Regions from separate parts of the Homo sapiens genome. Here region 2 is linked to region 1. Evidence: chromatin loops called from intact Hi-C (ENCODE). Cell type or tissue: CD14-positive monocyte. All regions are shown on one strand. Each heading gives the region's core, and the rest is flanking DNA. Links, peaks and the distances in the headings are about the cores only.

Region 1 (5,371 bases), core at 294-5,293:
GCAGAATATAATAAAGTTTGGGAAACCCTGCAGTCTCTCTTCCTGCTTCTCCCTTAGGTGAAGCCTCTTTGCTTTAGTCAAAATGGAATATTTGTTAGCCCAAACAGGGCATATTTATTCCCACCTTCTTGTTTTTATGTCCCCCAGGCCTGGAAAGCCTTTCCTCCTTATCTCCACCAGTTGGAATCCTCCCTTTTAAAAAGGCTCACCTCAAATTCCACCTCCTCCAAAAGTCTTCCTTGTCCCCTGGTAGAACTCTCTCTCCCCTTGGGGGTTCCTACGAGTCTTCATTTATGCCTCTGATTATGACAATTAAATGTACTTTTTTTTTTTTTTTTTTTTTGAGATGGAGCCTTGCTCTGTCGCCCAGGCTGGAGTGCAGTGGCGTGATCTTGGCTCACGGCAACCTCCGCCCCCTGGGCTCAAGCAAGTCTTCTGCCTCAGCCTCCCTAATAACTGGGATTACAGGCATGCGGTACCATGCCCGGCTAATTTTTGTATTTTTAGTAGAGACAGAGTTTCGCCATGTTGGCCAGGCTGGTCTCGAACTCTTGACCTCAGGTGATCCACCCGCCCTGGCCTCCCAAAGTGCTGGGATTATAGGGTGAGCCACTGCGCCTGGCAAATGTACTTTTTTCAAGTACTGTTTTTTTTTTTTTTTTTTTGAGATGGAGTCTTACTCTGTTGTCCAGGATGGAGTGCTGGGTTCAAGCAATTCTCCCACCTCAGCCTCCCGAGTAGCTAGGATTACAGGCGCACGCCACCACACCCGGCTAATTTTTGTTTGTTTTTTTGAGACGAAGTCTCACTCTTGTCCCCCAGGCTGGAGTGCAATGGCGCAATCTTGGTTCTCTGCAACCTCTGCCTCTCGGGTTCAAGCGGTTCTCCTGCCTCAGCCTCCCAAGTAGCTGGGATTACAGGCGCCTTCCACCACACCCAGCTAATTTTTGTATTTTTAGTAGAGATGGGGTTTCACCATGCTGTCCACGCTGGTCTCGAACTCCAGACGTCAGGTGATCCACCCACCTCAGCCTCCCAAAGTGCTGGGATTACAGGCGTGAGCCACCGCGCCTGGCCTAATTTTTGTATTTTTAGTAGAGATGGGGTTTCAGTACGTTGGCCAGACTGGTCTCAAACTCCTGACCTCAGGTGATCCTCCCGCCTTGGCCTCCCAAAATGTTGGGATTACAGGCGTGGGCCACCGCACCCAGCCTGAAGTACATTCTTTAGGTCAGTGTTTCATGCCCCCAACCTTCTTTCACCCCAGCTACCAGAGTGGTCCTCCTAAATACCAATCTGGCCCGGTTAGTCCCTTGCTTCAAACCTTTCTACAGCTTCCCATTGCTCAGAGTCAAAGCTAAGCTTGACTGCTTGGATTCCACCACTTCTCTCACTGCATGGGTGATGCCCCATTCCCCCTGAAATCCATGCACTTTCACCCTCTTGATTTAACTGTGCTTAGGCAGCTCCTCTGCTTGGAATGTTTTTTCCTCCCTTTCCAAGTGGTAAGCACTCATTCCTCTTTCAAGACTCAGTTCAAGTGTACCATCCTCTATAAAGGCTTTCCCACCCCAGGGAGAACCACCTAATACTTCCTATATGCTCACTTTGCCTCACCTAGACGTCCATTATATCATCTTCCACACTTAGTGTGCTTAACCACTTACTTATCTGAGTTCCCAATTAAGCCAAGAATTCCTGGAGGGCATGTATATCTAATTCCCAGAACCTAGCACAGGGCCTGACACATGACAGGAATTTAACATATGCCTGCTGAACAAATGGATGGAAAAATGATGCATGAGTGAATACAGGAAAGAGCAAATGAACTGGTAAATGCTTACATTAATGCATTAATGAATAAGTGAGTGAAGTTGTGAGTTAGTGCATATATAAGGTAATAAATAAATGAGTGGATGAATGAATGATAAAAATAAGTAAGTGAATGAAAGGTGCCCATGCCAGTGAGGCAGGAAAGGATGAGTGAATTCCCACCTCTGTGTCTTGCTTCAACCCCACCAGGAAGACCTCTTGCCCTGCTTTCCTGTTATCTAAACTGCACACCAGTGTTAACCTTTTAGATTCCAAGGAACAAAGACACACACAGGTTAGTGATGGGGATTTATTAAAGCATTCACAGGGAAATAAGGAAGACAAGAACAGCTACACAGGCAGCCTCATGGAAGAACAGAAACTTGAAAATGGTTCATGATCCAAAGCAGCTCTAGAGCCTGGCTTATCTTGTCACCCCCTCAGCTGCAGGCATCTGTTGCTCCCTTCTCTAGTGCTTCCCAAATTGGTGACTCAACTCCTTTCTGGCTGTATTTATACTCCTCCTACTGCTACTGACTAACTTCTTTCTGCCCCCCTCGATGCTAGCCCATGGCTTTTTCTGCCTCATGGGTCCTGCAGCTTCATGGCTCCCGGCGCTTCAGTTCCTATTAATCCATGGCTTTTCTGCATTGTAGCTCCTGCTGCCTCTTCCATTCCTGTTGCCATGTTGCCACATGGTTCTGGCTACCTTGTGGTTCTTGCAGTCTCATCGCTTCTACTGTCTCATGATCTTATCTATTCAAGCCTTCTGCTGCTTTGTGGATCTCATAGTCAGTTTTGTCTCACGGTTTCTGTTCCTCGTGGCTCCTATTGCTTCATGGCTTCTAGCCCATTGTTGCCTTGCTGCTTCATGGCTTCTGCCACCCTGTGGCTCCGTGATCTCATTATACAAATGTCTCATGACCTCTGCTTACTTATGGTTTCTGCAGCTTTCTCTTTGCTTTTGCTGTTTAGTTTCTGGCCACCCCTCATCCACCACCACTAATGCCTCATTAAATTCTAATTAACGTTCACTTCTTCTGAATAGCTCACATTCTGCCTCCCTGAAAGATCTGGTTGTTTCATACATTTGCCATTTGATACATGCCACCCCTGTAAGGTGAAGTCCTTATGCCAGTCCAGCTAACAGGCCACTGGCCAGCCTAGAGATTGGTTGCCCTTGAACCAGACACTATCCACATCTAGCTATCTGTGGCCAGGATTGTGAGGTCACATGGTACAGAGCATGGCAACTTATGCTAAGGAAACCCCTTAGAAGGGACTGCAAGCATGGCAGGTTTGCTAAGGGTTTCCAGAAGGGGGCAGTGTAATTGGCAACCATCTTGTTTGACCTGTCCAATACATTGACCTTCAAGGTTCAACCTAAGTCCCACCTTCTCCCTGACCACCTCTGCCTGTCCTGATCTACAATGGGATAGATCAAGATCAAGACTCCAGAGATGACATAGAAAGGAAACCTAGCTTCCATTTCTGGCTCCAACACTTCCTAGCAGTCGGACCTTAGGAAGTTAATTCCCCTCTGAGGACCTCAGAAGGGGTTTGGGCAGTCTTCCCTTACAAGTCTGACATTCTGGGTATCTCACTATAAGTTATTGTATAAGAGATGTGACTCTTACCTGGGAAAGCCCTCAAAAACATCTCTTGAGGTAGGAAAGAGGGAGTCAGAGTCCTGGCTTGGAAGAGCCTTACTGCACACTGGAGGTGCTTAGCCAAGATTTATTGAACTGGATGAATGAATCAATGGCTTGTGGAGGGGTGGGGAGTGGGGGGGCAGTGAGAGACCACACAGCACACAGAATGTCTAACTAACTTGAGGAATTCCAGTTGCTGAGGAGGATGTAAGCAGATTGTTTCAGAGATGGATAAGGAAAGAGATGACTGGGACAGGGTAGGAATCATGGCTATTCATGGGTACTCATTCTATCCTCTCAGTCACCCTCCACATCCAATAATCAGTCATTAAGTTATCATCTTACCTTAACAGTTCACACCTTAACACCTCCAATCTATTCCTACTGGCCTTTGCCCTAGTGCAGGCCTCCTGGTCTTTTTCCAGTCTCCTAGCTAATCTTGTCATCTCCATTCGCTCTCTCACAAATGGATTCACTCATGCATTCATTCATTCAAAAACTTTACTGGGTGCCTGTTTTGTGTCAGGCACTGTGCTTTTTTGCAGGGGCTATACTGGTAAGCAAAATATCCCCAGGCCCACCCTTGTGGTGCCTAAAGCTTATTCAGAGACAAAATAAGCAAATATAGTAGTGTAAGAAGCTGATTAACAGGGAAGCTACAGGCACGGGCACATACAGCATGAACATCTAACCTAATCTGTTTTCCATGCTGGTTGGCTAGCCAGCCAGAAACAGGTTAAGTTCACATCTGATCTGGAGTCCCCCTATTAAAAACCATTTCATGGCTCCCTCACTGCCTTCAAGCTATGGTTTCCAAATCTGGCTGTACCCTAGTCATGTGGTAACCTTTATAAGCATTCAAGATTCCAAATCTTCACCCCAGACTTAATGAATGTTTTAGGGGCCGGGGCCCAGAATGCCGTACCTGTTTGTGGTATACAGCCAGTTTGGGAACCACACTGTCCTACAAAACAAATCTGAATTCTGTAGCCATGCATTTACGACCCTCTTCCAATCTGGTTCCTCTCTACCTTTTCTTGCTGCTTTCCCCCCACCCCAGGAATCTTCATGCTTCAGTATTTGTTTTGCTGTTTCTTGCCTTCATGTCTTCATGCATACTGTTTCCAATATCTGGAAATTCCTTCTACTTCCTCAACTGGCTAATTCCTACCCGTCCCTCAAGACTCAGTTCAGGTATCACCACCTAGACTACAGGATGCCTTCTCTGAATCTTCACATAAGCTAGATGTTTTTCCTGTGCTCCTGTCAGTGTTGATCACACTGTATGGTTAATGGCTGTTTTACAAATGGTTTCCCCAACTAAACAGTGAGCTCCTCAAAGGCAGGATAAAGATTTGACTCATCTTTGTGTTCCTGGTGCACAACACTGTGATTTCCAGAGGGAAGTGCCCAGTTAAACTTAAGATACTGTTGTGGAGTACTCTTCAACTCCCTACAGCAAGGCTACTGCGTCCACAGTATAAGGGAGTCAAACTAGTTCCTCCAACAAGCCCTAGGGAATCTACTCGGATCCAGCTTGCTCTTGGAAACACTGTGGTGCCCAGCCTCCCGTGAGCATAGCCTTGACAACGGTTGCCCTGTGATGCCAGGAGGTGGTGGGGCACGACAGGAGAGAGCAGGGGGCAAGCACTAAATAGATCCGAGTGGAAGTCTAGGCTCTGCCACTAAACCAGTGGAATCTTGGACAAGTCACCTCACCTCCTGGATCCTCAGGACTTAAGTCCCCAAAGCTCCTTTGTAGCACATGTGTTCCTGTGTGCCAGGGCCTTAGCCTAAGGCATCTCATGTAATCCTTTTTATCCTGTGAGGTAGGGGTTAGTTATCTGGGTTATTATCCATGCTGGCTGAATCAGATTTCCAGAGGTGGGACCAGAGCAATTTATTTT
Region 2 (5,371 bases), core at 372-5,371, 57 kb before region 1:
GGTGGTGGCACGTGTTTGTAATCCCAGCTACTCGGGAAGCTGAGGCATGAGAATTGCTTGAGCCCAGGAGGTGGAGGTTGCAGTGAGTCAAGAGTGTGCCATTGCACTTCAGTCTGGGCAACAAGAGTGAAACTCATAAAACAAACAAACAAACGAACACACCCATCTGACAGGGGCTCTGTGCAAATGAGGTAAGAAGTAGTGCTCCAGGGTGGGTTAGAACACTGCGGACCCTGAAGCCCAACTCCCTGGGCTCCTCCAGCTCCTTCACAGTTCTGCCACTTATTCATTGAGTGATCCTGGGTATGCTATCCAACCTTTCTGGGCCTCAGTTTCCTCATCTGTAAAATGGAGTTAATAACAATATCTACACGAGAGGATTCATGTGGAGATTGAATGAATTAATACATGGAAAGCGCTTAGAACAAATAGTGCTTAGCACACAGTAAGAGCAGTGAAAAAATGTTAGCTATTATTACATAAAGTCACATAGCGTGGGGCCTGGCAGAAGGCTGAGACTCACTCGGTACACGTGTGGCCTCTTCCCCATGCTCCAGGCCTTTACTCTGCGCCCAGCAAATTCAGAGACCTTGGTAGGCAGGGGTGGGACAGATGAGGAAAGGGCAGGCAGCAAGTCTGGTCTGACGTCTTCCTCCCAGCTGCCACCTCCATGAAGGGACCACTCACATTCCTTCCATACCCCTCATCCCTCACCCACCGCCCAGGTACTCAAACAGCAGCCTGGCCTGGCCTGATCCCTCCTTCCTCTGAGAACTTCCACTCCTCACCATTCTTGCCACTCATTTTGTCCTGAGTGTTGCCTCTATGGCATGGCTAGGCCTGCAACCCTGTCTCCCTGGATGGAGGGGAGCAGGGGTTCTGCAAGCGCTAAGAGTGCAGTGTTTGCTCAGCCTCGTGGCCCCTCCTGCGCTGTGCACACAGCCAAGAAATGTTTGTAGATGATAACAACCCCATTCTTGCCCCAGATCTAGATAGAGAAGCAAGACTCTCATTCTCATTAAATTCAACATTACCATTTCCTCCCACACGAAGATAATGCTCACAACACAGTGGGAGGGAAGATAAATGGTTTTCCCTCCTGGGAAGGAGAGACACCCCCTGGGAAAAGTACCCAAGACCCCAAAGGAGAGACTTCCCTGAGCCTCTCCCTGGGCTCACTGTCTCACGTGCTGTCTCTCAGTGGCCTTAGCCCCTGCGGGGAGCATGCTGACATCCCACTGCAAGCAGACGACAGCATGTGGTAGACCATACACTGCCCTAGCTGTCAAGAATACCACGTTGGGCCGGGCGTGGTGGCTCAGCACTTTGGGACGCCAAGGAGGGAGGACCGCTTGAGCCCAGGAGTTTGAGACCAGTCTGGGCAACACAGAGAGACCCCGTCTCTGCTTAAAAGAATTGGGCGGATAGCAACTAGAAGGGCCAGCCTGGTGTTCCTTTTTTGCAATTATTGCTCACTGCAGCCTCAAACTCCTGAACTCACTTGAGTAAGCTATGTTCGCAACACTGCACTCCAGCCTGAGCAGCAGAGCAAGACCCCTGTCCCAAAAACAAACCAAAACCAAAAAAAAAAAAAAAAGAAAAAGAAAAAAAACACCACCAGGCCAGCCCCTCTAGTTGCTATCTCCAAGTGTAAGCCAGCTTGCAGGGTGGATGGGGGTGGGGGTAAAGGAAGGAGAGTTGCCACCATACCAGCTTCAGCCCACCACCGCCTACAGCAGAGCCGGAGCTGGGCCCATGCAAAGAGCGTGGGAAACGCAGCTCTTCAGCGTGGAGCAACTCAGCAGGGGCCCCTAGCACTCCTATATATCACTCTAGGTGGCAGGACTGCAAGGGGGCCAAGCCAAGATCAACAACAAAAGCAGAGCTATTCTCTAATCAACCAGGCTTGGGGGGGTATGTGGACAATTCCAGGTAAAAAGACCTGAGCATTAGTCAGGACCAACGACTAAAAAGCAAGCAAACAAAACCTTCGCGTACAGAGGACCCAGGACCAAAAGGAGACAGGGACGCATCTCACTCTATCTGCACTAGAAAGGCCACACCCTGAGCACAGCAGAAGGGATACTGGCATCCTGGAACCTGTCCAGAGGGGACGGTGCAGGAGGATATGGGAATCCTGGGTGGATGACATGGATGGGGGTGGACATGACAGCTGATGTCCAATGCAGTAGAGGGAAAGTTCACAGGATTGGGAGTCTGTCTTATGAGTAATGTAAGCTCTGGTGGGCTTCACTTCTCTGATCCCCCAGTTTCTTCTGCTGTAAAATGTGGATCGTGGTGACAGAAGCACGGGATCATTGGGAGGACTAAAGAAAGTCCCTAGGCACAGCGGGGCCCCCCCAACAAGCTGCAGCTCGGCCCAGGCACCACTCTCCCCTCTTCCTCCACCAGGGGGAGCCTGGGGACCAAGAGAGCCCAGCCTGTACCCGCTCTACCTAGCCTCCCCCAATGCTGCAGCCTCTGCTGCTAAACTCCCACCCTGCCTGCCCTCGCTTCCAGCGGCTTCTCACCCACTCCTTACAAACCCAGAACAGACCTAGCAGGGGAGTCGCTTGCAGCAGCAGCAGTGACAGCAATGGCTACTGCATCAACAGGCCCTCCTGATGCCAGGCCAGGAGGGAGAGTGGAAAGGAGGGAGACAGAGCCTTCTTCCCTGCCGCTGTCAACTCCCCACTCATCCCAGACTCATCTCCTCCTGCTCAAATCCTCTAGAGACCTAAGGCTCTCCTGGCCTCTCCTAGCTCAGTGCCAGGCCAGGTCCTGAGGCTAAGAGACTCCTGTGGGTTGGAGAGCTCTAGAGAAAAAAATACCAGGCCTTGGAGACAGGAAGACTTGGGTTCTAGTCCCAGCTCCATTAGCAACTAGTAGGGTAACCTTGAGTGAGGTCCCTTCATCTTGGAGCCTCAGTTTCCCCATCTCTAAAATGCAGTTGCCAACACTCACTGCAGAAGGCTTGTTGTGAAGTCAAAAAGAGGTAATAATGGGTGTGCAAATAGTTAATATATGGTCAGGAGAGAAACTTAAAGTACTACCTAAACCCCTTTATTAATCCAGTAGGAAATGCAAAGCAAGGAAACGCAACAAGCAACCTGGGGGGGTTCACAAAAAGAGGGAAGGACCAAGAGGTAGGCCTGCACGGATAGCAGAAACATGGAGCTCAGGAGCAAACAGGCAACCAGTCAGCCAAGAGATTCAGACCAATGTCTGCAGGGTGGAGAGCCAGAGTCATGGAATCCCATAACTGGGGACGACCCAGGTCATTTCACTGGGCTTTCTACCTGATTCAGGAATCATGCTTCCTCCAGTTCTCCCAGACTCCCACCCGAGCTCCGCTGAGAGCTCCAGGTCCATCCAGCTCCCACCTCCACCTCTCGAGGCAGTCCACTGCACCACCAGAATGCCAGGTTGGAAAGTTCTTCCTAATCTATCTCAAATGTTCCCACTGTTTCGGGTTCTGCTCACTGAAGCCACACATAATGAGTCCGCTCCCTCTGTCACAGGCCTGACCCCTCTAGAAAAGTCTTCTGCAGCCAGGCTCGACCATACCCCATGCAGTCTTCCTCTGCCCCCGGCCCACCATGACCCTCCCTGAATGGACCTTGGTCTACCTCTGTCCCTCTTCCAGTGTGGCGCCCCAAGGCACACAGTCGGTCCTCCCGGACTGAGCTCGCAGCAGCCCTGCCTGGGCAGGAAAGCCCATTTCCTTTGCCCCCAGACTCCTCAGGGGCAGTCCACACTAAAATTCAGCTTAGGGTGTGCTGCAGTGGAGCCCAGCCGAGCCCTCAAGCTACAGCTGCTGCTCCTGGGGCCCAGCCATCTCAACCCAGCACCCCAGCCTGCTGCCTCACCACGGGGGAGTTGCAGAGAGCTGTCTCCCGGCAGATTTCCTGAGGCAGAAGGTTTCCCCACCCCCAGCCCAGCCTCCAAGAGACACTCCACTGGTTGTGGCACATGGTAGGACCAGCTGAGCAGTGAGAGGAGGGGGAAGCCTGTCCATTCGCTACAGGACTTCAGACTTGCTCTGTAGTGTGGCTGGATTAAACATAGAACCATCAAATCTGAGCTGGAGGGGTACTTCAAGATCATCCAAGGCAGACCTTGCCATTTAAAAAGATACGGGGGAACTGATGGCCTAAGAGAGAAAGAGACTCAGTCAAGGTCACAAAGCCAATCTGCAGCAGAGCTGGAAGGGGAACTCAGGTCTCCCAACTCCCAGCTCAGTGTTCCTTCGAATACGGCAGAAAAGAAATAAGGGAGCCTTTAGGGCAGCCTTGGGAGTCTGCACGCCCTTGACTCTCTCAGCCTGATACATGTAACCCAATCAGCTCACCATGGTATCTACACAGAAAAAGTGGACCCAGCCCATGTCCCACCAACCCAAGAGATAGTGCCAAGGTGTCCCAAATAGACACACAGACCCCAGTGCAGGAACTGGAACCGATCCAGCAGAGGGGCAATCTAGACTTCCCTTCCCGGTAGGGCTCTTTAAATGGGTGTTGTTTTTCTTGAAGGGTGGAGAGGGGGTGGACTTTGAGGAACTAGCCAAGGGCTTGGCCTCCATCTTTGCTCCCCCATCTTTGCTCCCCCCGGCCAGAATGTGCTGCAGTTCCCTTCAGAGGGATGTCTCAGCCTCCAGCAGCCATTCTGGTCCCCACCTGCCTCTTTGGTAAGGGATGGAGCTGAGGCGGCCAGAGGAGAAAAGATCAGGCAAAAAGAAAAAGGAAAAAAAAAAAAAGGCGGGGGTGGGGGGCTTTCTCTCCCCTGGGGCTCTGAGTAGACACCCTCGCCGACCATAAAAATTCCAACCAGCATACCCAAAATAAATAAATAAATGAAAACCTATCTTCTGGCAAGGATGCAGCTAGGGGTTGAAGAAGTGGAGGCGGGGGAGGCGGCGATGACTGCTCTAGTCCCTCGCTGGCCGCGGTACCGGGAAAGAAGAGACGCCTGCACTCATCTGGCCAACCCAGCCTGGGGTGGCCAGGGAAGGGGTGTCGGCTGGATGAGGGGGACCTGGCTTCTCCTGGCGGGTTGGGACAGGAGAGGAAGACACGGAACCAGACACTGGCTTCTTACTCTATCAGCTGGACAAGTTGGAGAGGGATCTAGAGGGAAGAGCCGGGGGTACAAACACACATTCCTTACTTTCTCTGGAGGGTCGTGGCCGGGCTGGTGCTGGTACTGGTGCTGTGGCCTCCGCCGGCGCCGGGACTGGAGCTCCTGGATGCGCCACGGCTCAGCTGGCCCCGCTCCCGCGGTGGCCGCGGCCCCACGCCCACCGCCGCCGAATAGCCCGCTTCCTTCTCGCGGCCCGGGTGCGCCGGCCCGGCCTCCCGCCCGCCACGCTCGC

Evidence for each region. Peaks named below come from ENCODE experiments on the same cell type or tissue, not always from the same donor. Only the 100,000 strongest peaks of a DNase experiment are listed, where the experiment ranks them.
Region 2: a loop joins it to region 1, with 3 times the contacts of the local background. A loop is called at or near these places in 7 of 110 quality-filtered maps.

What each region holds. Positions count from the first base shown.
Region 1 is chrX:53,372,041-53,377,411 of GRCh38, forward strand. It overlaps SMC1A (structural maintenance of chromosomes 1A), which reads right to left. Exons shown (of 25, transcript NM_006306.4): 25 at 2,109-5,371. Among named protein-coding and RNA genes, the nearest start is that of MIR6857, 31 kb to the right of the region's middle. In CD14-positive monocyte, for the core only: a CTCF peak has its summit at 3,084 (motif pointing right); DNase peaks (open chromatin) are centred at 2,351 and 2,651; H3K4me3 peaks cover 844 bases; H3K27ac peaks cover 1,451 bases.
Region 2 is chrX:53,315,251-53,320,621 of GRCh38, forward strand. It overlaps IQSEC2 (IQ motif and Sec7 domain ArfGEF 2), which reads right to left. Exons shown (of 15, transcript NM_001111125.3): 1 at 5,167-5,371. Among named protein-coding and RNA genes, the nearest start is that of IQSEC2, 3.4 kb to the right of the region's middle. RefSeq lists silencers at 2,336-2,385, 2,396-2,495. In CD14-positive monocyte, for the core only: CTCF peaks have their summits at 2,387 (motif pointing right) and 2,591; a DNase peak (open chromatin) is centred at 2,421; H3K4me3 peaks cover 1,648 bases.